Regions from separate parts of the Homo sapiens genome. Here region 2 is linked to region 1. Evidence: read pairs that join two places in POLR2A ChIA-PET (ENCODE). Cell type or tissue: PC-9. All regions are shown on one strand. Each heading gives the region's core, and the rest is flanking DNA. Links, peaks and the distances in the headings are about the cores only.

What was found. ChIA-PET counts read pairs that join two places held together with the same protein. Peaks named below come from ENCODE experiments on the same cell type or tissue, not always from the same donor. Only the 100,000 strongest peaks of a DNase experiment are listed, where the experiment ranks them.
Region 2: POLR2A ChIA-PET joins it to region 1 with 5 read pairs; 1 of 35 experiments calls an interaction of 5 or more read pairs at or near these places.

What each region holds. Positions count from the first base shown.
Region 1 is chr10:50,510,496-50,513,309 of GRCh38, reverse strand. The region is part of intron 3 of SGMS1 (sphingomyelin synthase 1); the gene reads left to right. Among named protein-coding and RNA genes, the nearest start is that of SGMS1, 110 kb to the left of the region's middle. RefSeq lists an enhancer at 1,786-1,885 and a silencer at 2,067-2,361. In PC-9, for the core only: no CTCF peak of the experiment used is centred there; DNase peaks (open chromatin) are centred at 669 and 1,299; H3K27ac peaks cover 2,500 bases.
Region 2 is chr10:50,659,083-50,661,896 of GRCh38, reverse strand. It overlaps the pseudogene BEND3P1. Among named protein-coding and RNA genes, the nearest start is that of SGMS1-AS1, 36 kb to the right of the region's middle. RefSeq lists enhancers at 1,277-1,326, 1,447-1,526. In PC-9, for the core only: a CTCF peak has its summit at 1,480; a DNase peak (open chromatin) is centred at 1,616; H3K4me3 peaks cover 1,163 bases.

The sequences.
Region 1 (2,814 bases), core at 118-2,617:
ACTTCTACCTACTTCGCTGTTTTTCCCAGGGACCATTGAAAACCATCTTGCGGTTGCCAGTTTCTGTTTTACTTTGTGGTTCACTGTGTTACCAGGAAGCAAGGTTCTTCTTGGTTGAAACCTTAGTGAGGACAGAGAGAGTATAAGCAATTGGTGTAACTGAAACTTGAGTGACTGGGGACCTACTGGTACTTAACACCTTGCATCCAAGAAGCTCAGTGTTTTTGGAAAATAGCATTGTAATGGTAGCATTTGTTACCCACATGAGGCATACTACAAAAATTACAAGTGAAACTTGTGGAAGGATGTCCCTACTTCATTTTGTGGTGTATTTCAGCCCTCTATCTGGGAGCTCTCAGGGCTAGCTGTCTTCAAGACTTGTAGTGGGTAAGTGTGGCTGGCTGCAGGGTCCCCCATCTCCTTTCCATAGTCCATGTGTTACCCCGGGTACTGCAAGGTGGCAAAGGCCAAGGTGCTGGTTAAGAGGAAGTCCTGCTGAAAAACCAGTGGTTTTGGAAATATGAGCTGGAATAATTTTCTGATAGTTTTAAATTTATGTTGTAAAACAGTGTTTGATTTGGGAGTTCTTGCGTTTACTAATCACTAAACCATTTCTACATGTGGAAGCTCAATTAATGCAGGGCCAAGAACAGTGTCTTTTTTTCCCATAAACTCTTGGGCAGCCTGCGAACTTCCTCATAGCTGGATCAGAAGGCATTGCAGGATAGGACCCAGCCCTCATGGACTGGCAAACCCAGGTCATTGCCTTGTGCACAGAGGGACTCCAGAGGGTTTTGGAACTGGTATGTGAGTTGACGTCCTTGATCTCATTTCTTATTAATTTCCTAGCTGACTTCCATAGCAGCTGTTGCAAATACTTGCTTCTTTTTGAGCTCCTGGTCTCCCATAGCCCTGCTCTTGGCAAATGTCCATATAAACAAAGTCATGAAGACAGAGAGAGAGCCCTTTCTCTCTCTCCTTTCTGCTTCAGGGTATGTCTGGTTTTTTTTCTCTGACAGGTGCTAGCTTGGTTCTGAGTGCTATCATGTATGGAGAAGTCTTGTTTCCTACTCCCTCACACCATCTCCTTCTGTCCTGCGTCTGCCCTCTCTCAGGTGCCCAAGTACCCTGTTGCCATATTCAGCTACTCTGTGGTATGCTTCTTGAACCGGATAGCCTTCCCCATGCCTTTGATTGGTATCTTTCCTATTATGACCCATCTGTTTCACAATCCACTCCCTCAAAGCCCTACTATGGACATTGTAATCTGAAATCATACCTTGTATGTGAACATTCACTGAATGTTTATTGACATCTACTGTGTGCGTGGGAGCTGAGGGTACAGATGCCAGGAGATACGGAGATGAGTCAGACTTCTGAGATTATTAGTATAGAATGGAGAGAGAGACATGGGACAAATAGCATTAGAGATTAATGACAAAATTATGTACAGGTTAGAAGGGAAGAGGGGCAGTTTACCTTGAAGAATTTTATAAGTGTGGATCCCTCAGACAAGAGGAGAGGGTCATGCCAGAGCCAAAAGCCAGTGATGGATTACTGTGTCCCCACTTTCTGATAAGATTTCATTGTGACTCATCTAGAGCAGAGGGAGACCTCTGTAACTACAAGATCTCTAGTAGTAGCGTTTGGCTCACTGTGGCAGGTGGTTGCAAAGAACCTTTTAAGGCAGAAATAGGCCTATGGGTGTCCTAAGGTAACATCACATGGATAATTGCCAACTCTGTATATCTTTTGGGCTGGACTCTGACTTAAGGAGAAGTTAAGAAGTCTTCAGTGAATTTCTTAAGCCCTGAGCATCTTTGTATTCTGCTTTAAGAACTTGTTGGTTTCTGTGTTTCATACTCAATGGCTCTGGCACTTGGATGACCTGGTCCCACAGAAGGCCTTGAATACTGAGTCTGAGGATGGGGCTTGCTTACAAGGACCTTCCTCACTGTCTTAACCAGATTGTGTTTTAACCTTTCATCTCACTTTTTACTTTTCATTCATGGATAGTGTCTGTCACTGTGTGTGTGTGTGTGTGTGTGTGTGTGTGTGTGTATGAATGAGTGAATGAATATTTCTCACACTCTAAATTCTTTTAAAGGCAGGAAGTACTGTTCTCTTGTTTGCTATTTTATCCACTCTGCCTCTACTGGGTCTGGCATATAATAAACAAAGAGTGAACAGGACAAACACCCATTCTGAAAAGTGAACTTCTCTGGCAATTGTGGTTTGTACATACCAGCTGGAGCATAGACAATTGGCTTTTTAATGTGGTAAGGGAAAAGGTCAAAAGAAAGTCCTCATCATTTACCAAAGTGCTTCCAGCAGATGATGTTTATAATCCCAAAAGGGTCTTTTCAATACATAATGTGCTTTGATGGAACAGATTTATATCCCGATTGTGGAAATTGTTATATAAATCTATATATGAGATAAAGTTTTATAGAATTGTATGTAAAAAAACCCAAACAAACAACAAAGAACATGTAAAAACTAGTGAAATCTGAACGTGGGCTGTAGTTTATTAATAGTAATAGTATTGTACCCAGTGTCAAGTTTGTGCTTTGATAATTGTATAGTTATTACGTAAGATATGGGGAGAAGCTGGGTGAAGGATACACAGGAACATTCTACAATGTTTGTATCTTCTATGTGAGTCTAGAGTTATTTCAAAATCAAAAGTAAAAAAAAAACACAGAGATACCACTACACATCTATTAAAATAAGTAAGAAGCAAACAAACAAAACAAAAACAGATAATACCAAGTACTGACAAAGATACAGAGCAACTAGAACTCTCCTACATTG
Region 2 (2,814 bases), core at 237-2,736, 150 kb before region 1:
GAAGACATGTGTCTCCTAAAGCCAAGAGGTAGCCAGGTGGAGGACAGCAGGACTTTCTAGGGAGTCCAAGGGGAAAGTTCTGAGTGGACTCTGGGAAGGGACATGGGTGCCCCATCTGAGATGACCTGTGTCCTTCCAATGCCTGGTATCCCCAAGAGGTGCCCAGACATGGACCCGCCCTGGGGAACGAGGATGTGGTGCTGCCTGGAGGAGCTAACACTGAGGTTTGGGGAAGTCACCACACAGCTCCCAGAACCCAGAATCTCCGACAAGCAACCATGTGTGGAGAGGGAATGAGGACAGTGGAAGGACACAGCTCAAATGAAGACACTGCGGACATGTTTCCATGGCTTTCTACATTCTTCATCATCATCAAGTGTTCTCCTCTACACAGTGAGCACAACATTTTACCCACGTGCCTGATGGACAGGCCAAGCTGAATGGAAGACTTCTGAGGCACTGGAGCAGAAGGGAAAACTTGCACATGGTCACAAAGGACTTCACACTGTTCCATCCCCTCTACTGCCATCCAAGAGGCCTCTTGACTCTTCCAGAATCAGATGTAAAAGACAAGGTCAGTAAAATCAGTATCCATGCCACCTGAAGCTGTGATTAGGCATTGTACACGAACATGGCACTTTTATTTACTTATTTATTTATTTATTATTTATTTTGAGATGGAGTTTTGCTCTTGTCGCCCAGGCTGGCGCTCAGTGGCACTATGTTGGCTCACTGCAACCTCTGCCTTCCGAGTTCAAGTGATTCTCCTGTCAGCCTCCCGAGTAGCTGGAATTACAGGCACCCACCACCATACCTGGCCAATTTTTGCTTTTTTTTTTTTTTAAGTAGAGATGGGGTTTCACCGTTGGCCAGGCTGGTCCTGAACTCCTGACCTCAGGTAATCCACCTGCCTTGGCCTCCCAAAGTGCTGGGATTACAGGCATGAGCCACCGCACCTGGACTGAAGATGGCACTTTTAAAAAGATTTTTTTCTAAGTAAAATGGCCCCCAAAGAGCCCAATGATTTTTTTAAGGGTTTATTTTTAATTTTTAAAAAACTGGATAAAAATGAAAGCTGTAAAATATGGGAAGAGGAGCAAGAGAGCTGCTGAGTTTGCATTTGAAATTGTGAGGGGCTGGGGAGGACACGACCAGGTAGAGAGGACCGCTACCCACTAGTCCCTGCTCTCACAGCTTGCGCTCCCCACACTCAGGCTGCACCGCCAGGGAACACAGGACAGAAGTCTAGAGGACAAGAGACCAAACTCAAGTCTTCTTTCTTGTGGTTGGTTGGGTGTTTACATGTGCAAGTGTAGTAAGCCACACACCCCACGGACATAAGGTGCCTGTCTGTGGATGCCATAGGCATGCTCCTAAGCTCAGTCTCTAGTGACCCCGAGTCTCTGGGCAGGCCATGGGCCTTCACTTCTCCACTTTCTAGGCTTTCTTGAGGATGCCGCATTTTTTCCTGTTAGGGCAGTGGCACTGCTCATCATTGCTGGGGATACATTCGCAGTGCCACACCTCCTCCACCTTCTCCACGGGGTAGACGGCTTCCACCTAGTGGTAGATGAGCCGCAGCTGCGTAGGGTCCAGCTGCTTCTTGTTGCAAGCCCGGAAATGGTTGTACTGCAGCCGGAAGTTCTCGGCGGTGGAGGAGCCCCGCGGCAAAGTTGCCCACGGAGAGGCTCTGCTGCACGATCTCGCGCACCTCCTTGTCGGACAGCAGGTAGGGAGAGCGCACTGGGAAGCTCGGTGAAGGACCACCACCTCATCCAAGGGGATCTTGCAGAAGTCCTTGCTGCTCCTCTCAGGGGCAGCGGGGGACCCTCAAACTCCTCCCTGAACCTCTCAGGATTGATTGCATAGCTCCTCATGTTTCTACACTCGGGGCCAGCACGTGGACCTTGCACTGCTGCTGGTAGGAGCGCCTCTGTTCGTGTTCCAGTGCAGGTTGCCCATGAACTCCAGGGTCCAGACGCGATTGTTTTTGGTGCAGAGGTAGAGCAGGTGCACTTAGTGGCGAATGAGCTTGATGCAGGACGGGTCCAGCTGCTTCTTGCCCAGGGAGTCGCTGCAGCTGTACTGCTTGTGCAGGTTGTCATGGGTGAAGAGCTTGGGGAACAGGGGCACCAGCAGGCGCGAGGTGAAGTTGCCGATGGACAGGCTGCTCTCCTAGATACTGCGAAGATGCTCGTTGCTGAGCAGGCAGTCGGCGCCGGGCAACTCCAAGTTGGGCTGGGGATCTCCAATTTGTCCAAGTCGATAGGTACCAGTCAGATCTTCTTGGAGCGGCACCGCTCGCCCTTGAAGCTGTCCTCCACCCTGATTACTGAGATGTCATCGGGCAGGCTGGAGGAGTTGTAGCAGTTGTTGCGTGGGGGGCTTGCCTTCGCTGCCCGCGTCCAGCCCCAGGCCCTGGAGCTTGTCGTTGATGCACTGGGCGCACCGCTGCAGCCAGGCCTCCTCCTCCTGCATGTGGGGGAAGTAGACCTCCGTGTAGTTGCTGATGATCTGCAGCCTCTGCGGGTCCAGCTCCTGCTTGCCGCCGTCCCCGTAGCAGCTGTCCTGCTCACCCAGCTTGCTGTAGTGGAAGAGCTCAGGGAAGAGCCAGTGGAGGAGGAAGACGGCAAACTCACCGGGTGAAGAGGCTTCATCCAGGAACTAGGTGAGGGCCTACATGTCCACCACGTGGTCTGAGGCGATGGTGCTGCTCCTGTCCAGAGACAGGCCCTCCTCCTCATCTTTGTGGTCCAGGAAGTGGCCGGGGTCCACTGCTCAGCCTCAAGCTGGCAGCCTGGCCACCAGGCTGGC